2 separate regions of the Homo sapiens genome follow, and region 2 is linked to region 1. A link is an interaction called in ENCODE POLR2A ChIA-PET data of the cell type or tissue named here. Cell type or tissue: A673. All regions are shown on one strand.

Region 1 (8,000 bases):
CTTTTATTCCACCTATCAGTTCTTTGGTTGTTGTTTTGAATTTATTTCTGTCCCAGGCCTTCCCACCTAGCCTCACTTGAAGCCTTTTCCTAAGACTGCTCCAGGCTCACTTAACACCATACTCCAGTTGCACACAGAGGTCTAGGGGGCTGAGGTGAGGCAGAGGAGGCAAAAGCTCTCCTGTTGCAGGGGCTTCATCCAGGCAATGAAAGAAATGAGGAGATTGAAGGAGCAAAGGAAAACCACACCTGCAAAGTTCCAAATGACATGATGCAGCTGACACATGAACCTGCTTTCTGGTACACAGGGACTGTGTTTTACCTTATTTCATTAACCAAGGTAATGCTAGATCCATTGGTGAGGCAGTCTAGAAGCTCACCCAGTGATACATCCATTAACAAAGAGTAAGTTTCAGCTACACACTTCAAATCCAAAATGTTATTAAAATATGACAACCACTACTAGTATTTTAATGACATTTTGGATTTGAAGAACAACAGAGGCAAGAGCTCAGCCTTTGTGCATAAGCCCCTTTTCCTAGAACTTTATTAGAACCAACTGAAAATTGTGTAATTTGTACCAACTGTCCTTTGGGCTCTGTTCCTCTTTGTTCCAAAAGCTCAGTCCCTTTGATATCCCTGCAACACATTTAAGCATTTCCACTTGGTCCACTCCGTGCCAGAAATGTCTTGCAAGTGACACATTTCTCCACTACGTCTTTGCTAATTAATCTACAGAACAAGAATGGCAAAAAGGGAAGGGACTTTCCTTTTGTTCTCACAAAAGAGTTTGTCATACAAGCCCTGCTACAAAAGGTGAATCAATTGGTGGCTTACGAGTCTTAGAGATTTGTTCCAGGTCAAAAAGTAAGTGTCCCCAATTCCCACGTTAAGACTGTTGGAGCAGAAAGCAGCATGCATGACCCCCAAAGGGTAGCATTACAAGAAAACATGGGTTAGGTTTCCTTGCAGTTTCGCTGCAGTAGTTTCAACTGCTGGGTAGGATGCATACTGCAAATTACCCTTTGGATAATTTCATTCCCTCATTATCACACATAGGATTCTAGCAAGGAAGTAATGACAGAAGGGCCCTACAAGAAAAAGTAAAATAACTCTCTTCACTATCTTAGAATTTCAGATAACAGGCAACAGTCAGGTTATAATTTGATGACAAGAGATATGATCAGTTTTAGAACTCCTTCAGTGAAAATAGTTCTACCAAGCTTTCTCAGAGCTAGCTTATTATCCAAAAATGAGTTAAACAGAACTTATTTAAAAATTAGAGGCAGTAGGAGGAGGACCTGGGAGAGGAACAAATGTTATAAAGAGGTCTTGGGCTAGAAACTCAAAAGAAATGTTCATGCCAAAATGCTCCTAGGGGTTCCCTTGCACATTCCACTTGACTGAGAGGTTTTACTTCTTCATGAGCCACTTTCTAAACCTGGCTTTTTCAGGTACAGACTGCAAGTCTTCTCAAGTTACTCTGAAGCTCCATGAAGTTAATAATGTGACAAGGCTAAGGTTAAGATCAGCCAACTCTTGCTTTGACATTTTAAATTGTCAGATGACTAACAATTTGACAGATGCTTCTGAAACAAAAGTTTTGTTTAAACAAGATTTTTGTTCAATTATTCAGATGTTCGCATTACTCAGGTACATCAAGAACAAAGTAATCAGATGCCTTCCCATGATTTTACAGAAAGACAAACTCTGAAACGGACAAACAAGGTGGTGAAAAGCCAAAAGGTAATTCAGGAAAGATACTGAAGATGATCCGCTCTTGTTGTGGTTATTGAGGTGTTATTCATATTATCAGATTGAGAGTGTTAAACTCCAAGAAAAGAGCTGGTAACCCTATTCCTCAATTCAGCTGAAGAAGTCATTAATATAGGGAAAATAATCTTTTTTTGCCACCAGCTACAAAGTTAGCATATATGGTTAAAAAAAAAAAAGAAAAGAAATTCCAAGGAAGAAAAAATAACTAAAAATAACTCTAGGCAAAAAGACACAATAATTTCAACCTGTCTTATATTGGCAGCTTATTCCATGGAGTTCTGAGATGGTACACTTTTCATAACGACTAATATCTCTCTGAAGAGTTGGAAAAATAAACACTGATGACTGCTGACAGAGCCAGAGTTAAACTGTGTTCTGTGGGTCCGCATCAGGCAGCAATCCAGTGCAACCTTCTGCCCGTAATCAGATGCCATCCACAGTCAAGCATATAAGGGCACTCCTGCTTAGACGAGGGACTGGACCAGGGTTCCAAAAGAAGCATTCCTTTGGAATATTTTGTTTTTAGTCCAAGGGCTACATACAAATTCTTGAGAATGCAGCCCTTTCCCTGCACACAGCGAGCCCCTCTACTTCACTCCCACCACCTACACACCAGGGAGAAACAGCCCAATGTTCTTCATGAGGGAGTGAATTTTGTCGGCCTTAGGTCTTGTCTGAAGAGTTGAGAGGTTGCAGTCTGGCTGTACCAGTGAACAACATAAATAAAGGTAAGGGCCTCAACCCCAGCATCTCCCCTCCTCCCGCCAACCAGGGAGTGCTTCCCTGTCCTTTCTGGCATGAAGGCCACACACCCTGTACATCCCCCTCCCACAATGTAAGCATCTGAAGGCCACACACCCCGTACATCCCCCTCCCACGATGTAAGCATCTGACTGCATAATTCAAATCCAAGCTAGCAACAGTTGTTTCTGCACCAGCTCTCAGGGACTGCCCCAGTTGCTAAGCTGTTTCAGTTCTCAAGGGAGTCCAAAAGACCAGCATATTATTTTTAGAGGGGATAAGGGAATTGAAAAACAGAAATAGGTTATTCTTAAGGAGAAGAACATGGTACTTCTGGCTGAAATGCTGGTTCTTACCATCCAGCAAGGCACTTAGAATGCATGCAATTGTTAATCAGACAGACAAAGACTTACTGTCTGTACATTACCAGGCTCCAGCCTTCATATTTTCCTCCGAATTTTAATGAGATCCTCCAGCTGCTATTAATGTGTCATCCTTTTGCTTCTGCGATGCACTAAAAGCAGCAATGTTTATATAAGGTGGCACCCAAGCCCAAGAACTGATGGGGAAGCAGGGCCATTGTCTGCATGGGAAGCTTCTAAGGCTGGGCAGTGGTATTAAGTCATGGAGACTTTCACTATGCAGGCGCCACAAAGCACGCATCCTTTCTGCTCTTCCAAATTAAACACAGACGACCACAGTTCCATTTGATTTTTAAAGCTAACCGCAGCCAGGAGATTTTGAAATGAAGGCTTCCTTTCCACACCTAATGCATCTCACTGTTGGAAGAGGTGGGGCAGAGATGGGGGAGGAGGTGCCACATGTGCCTGTGATTATAAGGGAGCAAATAAAGACTCACACTAAGTTTTTCTCTCAGCCTAAGGCAGAGGCTCAATCTCTGGAAACTAAAACCAAAGCTGACGGGGATTCCCTTTAGTGGGCACCACTGCCCTTCTGCATCCCCCATGGCTATGCCACAGGAGCAGAACCAAGGAGAGGCTCCCAGCTCTTGTTCTCTAGCAATTGTAAATGACAGCAGTCTGGAGGGTGGGGAGAACTTCTTGAAACCACCACCGGAAATCGGTCCAAAATAATGATTTCCTTCTCGTTCTCTTTTCTCCTTCCTTCCTTTCTTGCTGTTTCTTGTCTGCTTATGTCTTATAGTTACCAAGAAGCAGCTCACTAGTGATAAACTGTTGCAACTGCATTCTTCAATAAGGAACTCAATACCTTCTCTCACTCATGCTACAAAAAAAGCTAGTTGCTGTGCTTCCAGCTATCAGAATTCATTCATTTCATTCATTCCTTCTTTCAACACTATATCCACCCTGTATAACCTACCACCTTTTGAGTATAGGTAGGACCTGTGAATATGATGGGATATCATTCCAATTATTGTGTCATCTTAAATGGCAAAGGGATTTTGCAAATATAATTAAGGTTAATCAACTGTTGAGTGGGCCTGACCTAATTAGGTGATGCCTTTAAAAGAAGAACTGGGGGCCAGGTGCAGTGGCTCATACCTGTAATCCCAGCACTTTGGGAGGCCGAGGTGGGTGGATCACTTGAGGTCAGGAGTTCGAGACCAGCCTGGCCAACATGGTGAAATCCCATCTCTACTAAAAGATACAAAAATTAGCCAGGCATGGTGGCGTGTGCCTGTAATCCTAGCTACTTGGGAGGCTGAGGTGGGAGGATCATTTGAACTCTGGAGGTGGAGGTTGCAGTGAGCCGAGATGGCACCGAGGTTGCACTCAGCCTGGGCAACAAGAACGAAACTCTGTCTCAAAAAATAATAATAAAATAAAAGAAGGACTGGGGCCCACCCTCAAGTCAGAGACCTTTTCCTGCTGGCCTGAAAGAAAAAAGGCCACCATGAGTTCCACAATCACAAGGGACCGAATCCTGCCAACAACCTCGAAAGCTTGGAAAAGGACTCCAAGCTTCAGATGAGAGAAGCCCCAGCCAGTTCCTTGAGTACAGCCTTGTGAGACCTAGGGCAGAGAATCCAGCCAAACTGTGTCTGGACTCCTGATCCATAGAAACTGTGCCATCATAAATGTGCATCATTTTAAGCCACCAAATTTGGGGCAATTTCTTATGAAGTAATGAAAAACGAATACAAATGCCAACATAGTCCTAGCACTGTAATGGAATGCTGGAGACTGTAGACAGAGAAGTGCAATACAGTAAGGTGAATAATGATAAAGGGTAAATATAAAATTCTACTGAACCTCAGAAGGGAGCCTCTAATCCTGGCTGGGCCAGGTTGAGAACATTGAAAGGAAAGAGGCATGGCTCTCCAATATTCCGAAGGACACCACAGGAGACAACATGTAAAGCTCAGGGCTCTAATCAACGATAGCAATGTGAACATGTTGTGATAGCCTCCTTGGTCTCAGAATGGTCTCAAAATATGCACAGATCATTGGCATAGGGAGCGCAATTATTTCTGCTGAGTTCAGCAGCAACTGACAACTTCACTCAGGACTCCCAGTTATCAGAAGCCAAGGCATTTAAATGGTTTCACTTGGGAATTCTAACAAGTTTTTTCCCAACAATCTTAAGTCTACGGAAAAAAATTAGAACAAGACATTCTTATTTAGGGCCTGCCTAAAGGGAGCATTAGTATTAAAATATGCTGCCATGCATGAGAACCTTGCTAAAACTGCCTTTGAGTTTCTTGTTTCTCTGGCTTAGGAGACTGCCCCATAAGTTACATGAACAAAAGGCTCACGGCAAATGTCTAATCCAGCTGGCTTTCTCCTGGTCGCCAGCAAGCCTCAAGCCTGCCACTTTCTTTGGCCATAATCAGCATGTGCTTAAGGAATGCTGACTAATTCCAACGTTTGTCCAGGCAGGACACAGGGAGGTAAATCCACTGCCAAAAATAAAAATGCATTCCAAAGTCGAGTATTAGGTCACTCTGAGATGATGTACTATTTTATATCACTCCTGCCAATCCTGTGCTGCCGTTAATCAAGCTCATTCTCTCTCCCTCTGGACTTCTCAATGGATCCTCTTCACTCAAGGACTCAGGAGCCTGCTTCATTCTCTCATTTTAGCCAAAAAGAGCTTCATACATGCATTTCAGGAAAAATTTAAAGAGAGAGAGAAAGAAAACATGACTTACCTAAATATAAATTAGGCAATGGTTTCTGTATCATTCAATTCCATTTAAATCCATCCCATGAGCACACACTGATCTTGCTTTCAAGTCATTGTCCAAAGTTGAGGAAGTGTTGCTGACATCTAGTCAACACAAGAAGCTGACAAGCAACAGCTGTGCAATGCTTTGAAAACCCCTTCTGGAGGATTTTTGCAAGTAGGAATGAGACCACATCCCCCCCACAACACACACACACACACACACACACACACACACACATTCATGCACAGATTTTTCAGTTATGCTGCAGAGCAATGTGTCCTTCAACTTAGAGAATCATTTGTGTGCACAGCACATGAATGAGAAAGCCCTCCCACGCCCAGTTCTATCACCAGAGTCACAAGGTTGCAGTAAGAGCTCTTTATTTAGATAATCACACACGCATCTTGTGGTTCTGTGACTCTAAGTCATACGATAGACTATCTTCATCAATGTCTGGGGTGCACAGCTGAGCTTAAACTCCACTCCTAAAAAAAAAATTAATACAATTATTTGTGCTGGTGATGATAGAGGGGACCAGCAGCACTGCACCCTATCCAGCAGTTCTCTGTTCCTGTGGTCAGAGTCATTGACAATGTAGAACAGGAATGAAAGGAAGGCTGGACCCTAAAGAGGATTTCTGCCTATTAAAAGATGATGGTTCTTGTCCAGTAGGTATATTTTGGTTGGAACTTTTCATTTATCCCACTATCCATTGATCAAAAGGATTGGAAACTGTTATTCCAATATTCCAGAATGTGCTTATAGATACATCATGTAAACCTCATCCAAAGGCTAAACAGAATATTTATTATTACCACTGCCAAAAAGGACTTTGTTTGGATTTTGCTTTCCAAACACACAAGGAAAAAATTAAGAAAAAGCAATAAATAGCCCATACACCAAAAAAAAAAAAAAAAAAAAAAAACCCCACACACAAATAAATGCCAGACAACCGAAAGTAAACAAGTGCTTCATAATCATTTTTAAGTTACATGGGTTGACTTTTTAAAAAACCTTTTAAATGATTAAAATGTGTTTAACTTCCTTTTACAAGTTTTAGAATATGCGTATAAGTTTGTATGTTTGAAGAGAGGGAATAATTGAGAAGGAAATGCTTTAAAAAGTGGGGAAGTGGGATCTACAAATAATTATTTTAAGTCTTCTAATGGATAAAGAAAAAAAGTGCTCTTGTTTATCAGTCCACCACTCAACATAGTCGGAAAATGCCACTTCTTCCTTGATGCCATACAGCATGGTGTCCCCGTTCTTCCCTTGCATTGACACTTAGCACCTTTGGTTATTATAGATCTCTAGACTTCTCCTTCACTTGACTAGCTGGAAGCTCTAAAATGCAGGCAACACCACTTGTTTTGTATTTTTTAATGTTAATTTTTTTTAATTTTTAATTTCTGGGGGTACATAGTAGGTATATATATTTATGGGGTACATGAGATACTTTCATACAGGCATGCAATAATCACATCAGGATAAATGGGTATCCATCATTTCAAGCATTTATCCTTTGTGTTACAAAGGATAATTATACTCTTTAGGTTACTGTAAAATTATATTTAAATTACAATTAAATTATTATTGACTATATGGTCAGGCACAGTGGCCTGTAATTCCAGCACTTTGGGAGGCCGAGGCAGGCGGATCACCTGAGGTGAGGTCAGGAGTTCGAGACCAGCCTGGCCAACATGGCGAAACCCCGTCTCTACTAAAAATACAAAAATTAGCCGGGCATGGTGGTGTGTGCCTGTAATCCCAGCTACTTGGGAGGCTTGAACGAGGCAGGTGGAGGTTGCAGTGAGCTGAGATCATGCCACTGCGCTCCAGTCTGGGGAATAGAGTAAGACTCCATCTCAAAAAAAAAAAAAATATATATATATATATATATATTTGACTATAGTCACCCTGTTGTGCTATCATATACTAGATCTTGTTCCTTCATTCATTCTATTTTTCATACCTATTAACCATCCCCACCTCCTTCCCATCCCTCCACTTCCCATCCTCTGGTAACCATCATTCTACTCTCTATGTCTATGTCCATGAGTTCAACTGTTTTAATTTTTAGCTCCTACAAATAAGTGAGAACATGCGAAGTTTGTCTTTCTGTGCCCGGCTTATTTCACTTAATATAATGATGTCCAGTTCTATCCATGTGGTTGCAAATGACAGGATCTCATTCTTTTTATGGCTGAATAGTACTCCATTGTGCATATGTACCACATTTTCTTTATCCATTCATCTGTTGATGGACACTTAGGATGCTTTCAAATCTTGGCTATTGTCAACAGTGCTGCAACAAACATGGGGGTGCAGATATC
Region 2 (8,000 bases), 160 kb before region 1:
GTTCTCTCTGAAAGTTAACACACACATTTAATTTTTTTTTTCATTTTACGCTTGATAAACTCTGGGCAATGCTAGTTCTAAGTATGTCCCTACATGTGTCAGAAAGTACATTACATTTCATATTTTTGCAACAACACATTAACCAAAAGTCTAGGGGAGGCTTCTTGGATGTGTAGTGAGAGTAGAGAGTAAAAGTACACCCCCACATGGAGTTACTATGTAAATTGCTTCACTACTAAACAGGTATATTGGGGCAGGGGGGGTAGACCTCTGTGTTTTATCTACTCAACAGTCACCATGTAAGGAAGCAGAACACCTATTTCTCAGCTAACTGCAAACTAAGAGGCTCAGTTTTCTGCGTTGACTTTCAGCAGCCTATTGCTGTCAGAAAGCAAACAATTGTCTCACATGCTGAATTCCTGAACCGGAAATGACCACAGTTTAAAATTAACAGGAATTATAATTGATATATTAGCAAGAAATAAAAGCTGTGGTTCTGTTTCCAAATTAAACAAAGATTGAAAATACGTGTGATCTATTTCATAAATGCAGTTTTATTTACAAATTAGGTGAGGCATTTAAGATATATGTTATGTATATTTTACATACTTTGCTACAATTTTGTCCTTTATTTTGGCCTCACTGCTAAGCAGCTGCACATCATGGAGTGACTGAAAGATGTTTCTAAGTTAGAAGTTTTGCCTCACTTGTGTCCTCTGAAGTTAGCTCGATACCCTCAGTTAAGTAGGAATACTACAAAATTAGGTTGGTTGAATAAGATTAAAAACATTCTAATTTTATTTTATTAATGAAGTTAGAGATACTCTTAACAAAATATTTTTAAGATGAATAAATCATGTTATATGTATTCAGATGTTGTATCTTTTCTCAGTGGATCTGGAGAAATCAAGCTACCACTGTTAGGGTTCTCCCAAGAATTAAAACAGCTACACATAAATTGGATTTCACTGGGAGACTGATGCTGCTCATGGATTAATAGATGAGGAAACATCTAAGAAAAGTTTTCTATTGCAATAAGAATTTTCTATTGCAATGTTGTGCTTGACCAGGGAAATCCGAGCAAAGCAGTCATAAGACAGAAGGCTGATATGCAAACTGAAATGTGATTTTCACAAAACTAGTATTTTCATGTTAAAAGCAGATGATTCTATCTTCACCAAGTATTTCAATACATTTCGCAGAACCCTAAGGAACATGTCTGGTCTGCTCTCTGGCAGCACCATCAGAGAACTAGAGTCAGATCAACTTGGCAGTTTTCAGTAGTACACTCCTCATGGGGGCAGGCAACACAGACCATTCTTCTCATCCAGGAAACAATTTCACGATGCCACAGACTCTGGGCTTAATTAAAGTGGGTGAGACCTAGAGTCACAGCCTATAGTGGTTAATTTAAATTAAATCATAATCTCTAAAGAAAAAGGAATGGATCTAAGACTGTCTAGTAGGCAAAAATGTGAAGCACCATGATGATTGTGTGGAGTGTGAGCTGCTGTGGCCATCTGAGAACTGCTCTCTGATTCAACCCTATGTCACATAGCCAACAGTCATTTCAGCCCTTGAAATGGGGCCATGAAGCAAACCAGGGCTAAAATTCCTAATTTCTGACCTGGGAGGTTCTGCCCTTTGTGCTTTCCAAAATTTAGCCTTACTGAGAGGGACGTAGAGATTATACTTTATTTCTTTATGAAAATTAAAATTGGAAAATGCTAAAAAGTAAGGAAATTTAAAGAGGCAAAATTTCACCATGTATTTACAAAGCATTTGTAATCACTGCAAGCCATTTGTAAAACACAGTTAATTCACTAAGAGTCCCCAGAGGCAAGTGCGGATGCTAATGCCCATTATAGTGAACAAAAATCACAATCGCCAGAGGTTAAGAAATTCACTTAGGTTGCACACAACCAGAGTGTGTGACCGAGATTACTACTGGACCAGGTTCCCCAAATACTATGGATACAAAGAGAAAAGTAGACAGATCCAGCAGTTCAGGGTGTACTACAGTCTAAATTCTAAGAGCTAAACATATCTAGGCAGAAGTTTTATTTAAAACTTTGGAATATATTTACTTTACTTAAATATAATCTTAATATAAAAAGTCAATATGCTTACAAAGTATTTTTTAATCTAAAATATCATAATATAAGAATGTTCATGGTCATTCTGCAATATTTAAAGCCATAATTCAGCGATGAGGTATAATTTGGCAGGGAGAGGAGAGAGGTGGGGAAGGATTTCCAGTCTTCTCCAAATATATGACAACTAATTGCCAATTTTATGAACTTAGAGAAAGCTAGGAATAGCTTGGAAATTAGTTGCATTCTTTATAGCTAGAAAAGAGATAGATTGGCTGTTTTCAATAAATTATGAATTTTAAAATTGATGTTAGTAAAACAATGAACCTGTCTTTCACCCTTAGAATTAACCAATATAAATGGAAAATTAAAATAAATCTTGTAATAAGAATCTCATCCTTCCACAAAGTGTTAGTTATGATTTAAATTAACACTAAAGTCATTGACTTGGGGAAGAAAAATAGGTATAAGGCTCAGAGAAGATAAGGGACCCATTTCTCTTATTCTTAAGATTAAAACAAAAAAACAGTAGCTTCAATTTATAGATTGTCTTTCAAAAACAAAAACTTCAATCAGTGGTATGTGTAATTTCCTAAACCCTCACAAGAGGTGTAAAGTGGGAACGCTATTATGACTTTCATATATAAAACCTTTAACACAAAAAATGCGAATATGAAAATTACAAAAGATAAGGAAAACTCAGCCATAATTCCACTTACATTGACACAATCATCATTAGCATCTGAATGTACTTTAGGGTTTTATTTGTAACTCCCTTTGGCTGATGCAGAAGCTCAAGGATGCCAAGTGACCTGCCCTTTTGCATGTGGAATGAAAACTTTCTCCTTCCTCCAGCACTCTGAGCTGCCCAGATAGGCAGGAAGGAGCCCTAAGCTGAAAGGAGGCTACCACTGTCAGCTGAGTTGCTGCCTTTAATCTTCTTCTCTATCTTTTCTCTGGAAACAGTAAGGAAGATGAAGGACTGAACATTTAGACAACAGAGTACATTTCTATTCTAACTCCCCTCATCTAAAGAAGGCAAGTCTGTTAAACTAAGGATCTCATGCCTTACAGAAGTTTGAGATCAAAGTTACCTATTTAAAATTAAGTAGAAAAATTTCCCTGGTGAACCAAATAAATATCTATTTCCTAATTTTTTGATGCTTCATAAATTAGATTTCTCTCAACCTGAGAGAATACTAATAAGAGCCCTAAAATATCCCTAAATTTGGATCCATTTGAAAACCTCCAATAGTCAACCATGAACTGTACCTACCAGGAACATGTAGCCAATCTGCTACATAGAGGTTAGAGGTCAGGAATCTCCAAGAGCACTCAGAAAAGTCAAAGGAAGCCCCAATGTGTCCATTAAAAGCCTCATGGGGTCAAGGCCTAATTGGAGTCAGATTCTTAGGTGACGCAGAAAATATATCCCAAAGAATTTGGAAGCCCACTAAGGCCTGTCTTCAAGACCAAGTTGATGCTTGCACTAGAGGTCGAAGACAGCTACAAAGTCTGACCACTAAGCATCAACAGCACAAAGGGATGTGGGATGGTACCTAATGCTGCTTATAATTCTGAATGTAGCCAATGTGAAAATGCTGCATTTATGAATCAGCCACAACAGAACTACTGTCTTCTACACTACTGTAAAAAGTGGGCTTAAAATACCACCAAGGGTTGGGCACAGTGGCTCATGTCCGTAATCCCAACATTTTCGGAGGCAAAGGCAGGAGGGTGTCTTGAGCCTAGGAGTTCGAGACCAGCTTGAGTAACACAGTGAGACCCTGTCTTAAAAAATCATAACAAATTTTTTTAAATGTCGTGGAGGGATAGTCTCACCCACTAACCTTTACTATTTATTCAGTGAATTTAGGTAGTATACTGCCACAACCTGCACAGACATGTTTCCTGGATATTAGAGAAACCACACAGTGGTTCCAGCTGCAGAAGCAAAGAGAAGTGTGTCATGAACCATGACCCACCCTGGAGCAAATGCCTGGGACTGCGTTTATGGGGACTTCTAAAGAAAATCATTTATTATTATTTCCATCCCATTTTCTTACTTTACATGTAATAATTTAACTAAATCTGCTTAGCTACTGTATTCCATCTATATGAATGTGAAAAAATTATACAAACTGCTGACCCTGACTATGGTTTATAGTTTCAAACTGTGATTCTATTACATAGGACAAAAAATTTTAGGCTTAAGAACACAGCTGTGACTTTTCAATATCTACAGGATGATTTATCATTGTCAGTTAGATATTTAGCTTATAAAATGCAGAACTTAAGATCTCTGTGGCTTGTGTGTGTGTGTAGATAAGTTATAGATGGAGAAGTAGAAAAAGCTTGCAAATTAGAGGGAAGTAACTACACTGACTACTAGGAAATCAGTGAATATTTTATTACTCAAATATTAAGCTTGATGCAACAAGAAAAAGTAATGATATAGGTCCTCTTTTTTTAGGTCTTTAAAAATGTCTTTTAAAATGTCTAATTATAGATGGAGAATTTCTGCAAGAAGTCTTGTGATATAATTACCTTTTCAGTGTAAATCATCAATTGTACTGTGCCACACATACACTCAAGTCATCAACCCTCCTAGGTAGGGAAGGAAGTATAAATATCTAAGGTGGGGTGGGGAAGTCATCTGGTCCCTCAATTTAGTGTCATATTCCTAAGGTAAAAACATTTCCTGTACTCTGTGAGATGAAAACATGTTGTTTTGAGTATACAGGAAAATGCCAGTTGCCTTGCAATAGGAATTTCTGATTTGTCACTAAATATTCTTTACTTACTTTAACATTATCATTAAAGAAGTTCAACTGTTAACACACTTTTTGTCTAGTAGAAGTAAATTTAAACTCTAGTCACCAGTAAAATGCTATTGGATTATTCATTAGGATATATATGTGTACACACACACACACACACACACACACACACACACACAGAGCAAATTTGAAAATCACCTTGGCCAGGCACAGTGGCCCATGCCTATAATCCTAGCACTTTGGGAGGCTGAGGCAGGCGGATCACCTGAGGTCAGGAGTTCGCGACCAGCCTGGCCAACATGGTAAAACCCCGTGTCTACTAAAAATACAAAACTTAGCTGGGCGTGGTAGTGCACACCTGTAATCCCAGCTACCTGCGAGGCTGAGGCAAGAGAATCGCTTGAACCCGGGAAGTGGAGGTTGCAGTGAGCTGAGATCGTGCCACTGCACTCCAGTCTGGCCAGGTGACAGAGTGGGACTCCATCTCGAAAAAAAAAAAAAAAAGAAAAGAAAAAGAAAAAAAGGAAAATCACCTCAAGCCTTAAACATAATTCCAGAAATACGCTAAGTGATACTAAACATAGTTAAATGGGACACTGCCAGATAAAGATCATTCACTGCCTGTATTTGAACCTTCTCGGGAATTATAAATTGTACATTACTGCCAGGGGCATCTTGAGAAATTATGATAAATTTTGCTCTGGATTTTTATGGTAATTTAGTTTCCTTTTCTCCACTTTAAAAGGAAATCTTAATTACCAATCTTTACTCACAATAATTGGTTAAGGGCATTTCCATTTTATTTTATATCACTGTAAGCCAAAAACACATTGATGAGTTTTAAAAACCACAGGGAGTTAGGTCATAACCTAATGACCTAAAGCACTGATGAAGTGCTTTCTAGCACAGACACAAATAATTTATCATCTGAAGCTTGCCATGAGAGTTTTGATTCACACATGGGAAATCTTACTAGCCCATGACAGAATCAAATCATTAGAAAAGGTATGTAAGTGCGTTCACATATATATTCAAAGCCAAGAAATGTATATGCAATATTAAAATGTACACACACAATAGACAGATTATAACATTGCTGAAAGCAGAATAGATCACAAAGACAGTCCATCATATAAAATTTACACTCTTTAAAAAATAAATTTGTAAGCTTCCTTGTATTGATATAGCTCTGACTTAAAGATGTTTTAAATAATGCTCTCCTTTTCCTCAAATAAGATGAGAAGTCTACCGCTATCCCCCACCTCTGAATCCCACCAAGCTGAAAAAAGAGGGAAAGAAAGGAAGAAAGGAAAAAAAAGGAAGGAAGGATGGAGAGAGAAAAGGAAAGGGAAAAAAGTCTTTGTCAATCTCAGTAACTAATTCCTATCACTGAGTAGAATTATACTGAAATATAACTCTTCATATACTCAAAACAGTATCGCATGTATTTTTAAAATTACCTTATCCCTGGGGCATTAAGAAAGAAGAAATCATAAGAAATAAACTTCTATCAATTTCTGTTTATCACAGTGAGGATAAACTCCTCAATTTATATGGCTACTCCATATTCTGAGTGGATGGCCTCCTGTCTGCCTAAGAAATCAGTTTATGTTCCTAAAAGCAAAGTCTTTAAAAGCCCCCAGCCATCTGCCTGAGGCTGAGGCTGGGTCCGAGGTTGGAGAGAGAAAAAATAGCAAACTATATGTAATTGAATTGCCTATTGGGCTCAAAGCAAACTGAAGGCAAAAATGAAATGCAAATAGTTAACAAACTGTAAAGCAACACACAAACGCTGCTATTATTAATGATAACGATTAGTGATAACAATAACTATAGTATTTCCAATGTTGATTTTTTTATCCACATATGGAAAATACAGCTACAGAGAATGATAATCAATAATCAGCAGGTCTTTTCTTCAGAGCCTGGGATAAGAAAACCATCAGCTCCAAAATTCTACTCTATGAAGCCTAAGAGAAGATTCACTTACAGCCTCAGCAATTTCTGCTCTTGGAGAATCAAGCGGATTAAAATTTTTTTTCAAGTCTGAAATTTCACACTTACTTCAAAATCTTAAATTATTTCCCTTTTTCCTCAGAATTGAACATATTGCATAGTCATTTTACTTTCACTGCAATAGAGCAAGTTAAAGTTTATATAATTTATTCAATATTATTTCTCAAGAAAGGTTGAGACAAAAAAGCATGTACAAAGCTTTGCATCGATTCAATGGTTCAAACTCATATATTAAATAAAATTTTTACTAGAACACAGTTATATGAAGTAAGTTTGATGTTACCTCTGGTACTCCTAATTTTCGGCATGCTTCCAAAAAGTTTTCCACATTTCTTCTGCATTTGGCCATGCTAAGTTTGGGCTATAAATGCAAATATACGGAAATAATATATTATTTAAAAGAGAAACCATTTTAATAACATGTTAAATTTTAAACTTCCCAAATGGCACAAGCAATACATGTTTATTGGAGCAAAAGAAAATAACACATAAGCAAATAGAAGAAAACAAAATATCACTCAGAAACATCCATCTTAGATTAAAAACTGTTAATATTTTAGATTCTATTCTTCCAGACACTGTGTTCATATATGCCTACATAGATATACATATATGCCTATGTATATATATATAGATGTTTGTATATCATGTATATACACTGATGTATATGTATGCAAAATTTTCTGCATACATATGTATATATGTATACACACGTATGTTTATATTGTTTATATATATGCACACACACACGTATATATAGTTTTTACGGGATCATACTGTTGTGTAACCTGTTTTAGTTTGCCTAAAGTACACCATAAACATCAACTTCCCCATCAACAAATATATTCCTATATAAAGGGTCTAAATTCACCAGGCCAATTAACCTCCTTCCCACCAAAGCCAGGGATATAGAGGCAATATCATGGTAAACAGCACTGAAAATGGTGGATGTTCAGGACTTAACCAAAAGCTTCTCACAATTGAATTAACCTTGGTTATAGATGGCCTCTGAGGTGTGGGATGGGTAACAGGCACATTTCATATATAATATACTATACTTTTTTACATGGTACGTTTTGAACACTTTGCTGCTAAATTGTAATATTCCTCC

What was found. Peaks named below come from ENCODE experiments on the same cell type or tissue, not always from the same donor. Only the 100,000 strongest peaks of a DNase experiment are listed, where the experiment ranks them.
Region 2: POLR2A ChIA-PET joins it to region 1 with 15 read pairs; 2 of 35 experiments call an interaction of 5 or more read pairs at or near these places.

What each region holds. Positions count from the first base shown.
Region 1 is chr13:46,573,415-46,581,414 of GRCh38, reverse strand. All of the region lies in intron 1 of LRCH1 (leucine rich repeats and calponin homology domain containing 1), which reads right to left. Among named protein-coding and RNA genes, the nearest start is that of LRCH1, 24 kb to the right of the region's middle. RefSeq lists enhancers at 2,301-2,350, 2,671-2,980, 3,351-3,400. In A673, no CTCF peak of the experiment used is centred here; no DNase peak of the experiment used is centred here; H3K27ac peaks cover 634 bases.
Region 2 is chr13:46,733,171-46,741,170 of GRCh38, reverse strand. LRCH1 (leucine rich repeats and calponin homology domain containing 1) reads right to left here. Exons shown (of 20, transcript NM_001164211.2): 19 at 7,173-7,250. Among named protein-coding and RNA genes, the nearest start is that of ESD, 60 kb to the left of the region's middle. In A673, no CTCF peak of the experiment used is centred here; no DNase peak of the experiment used is centred here.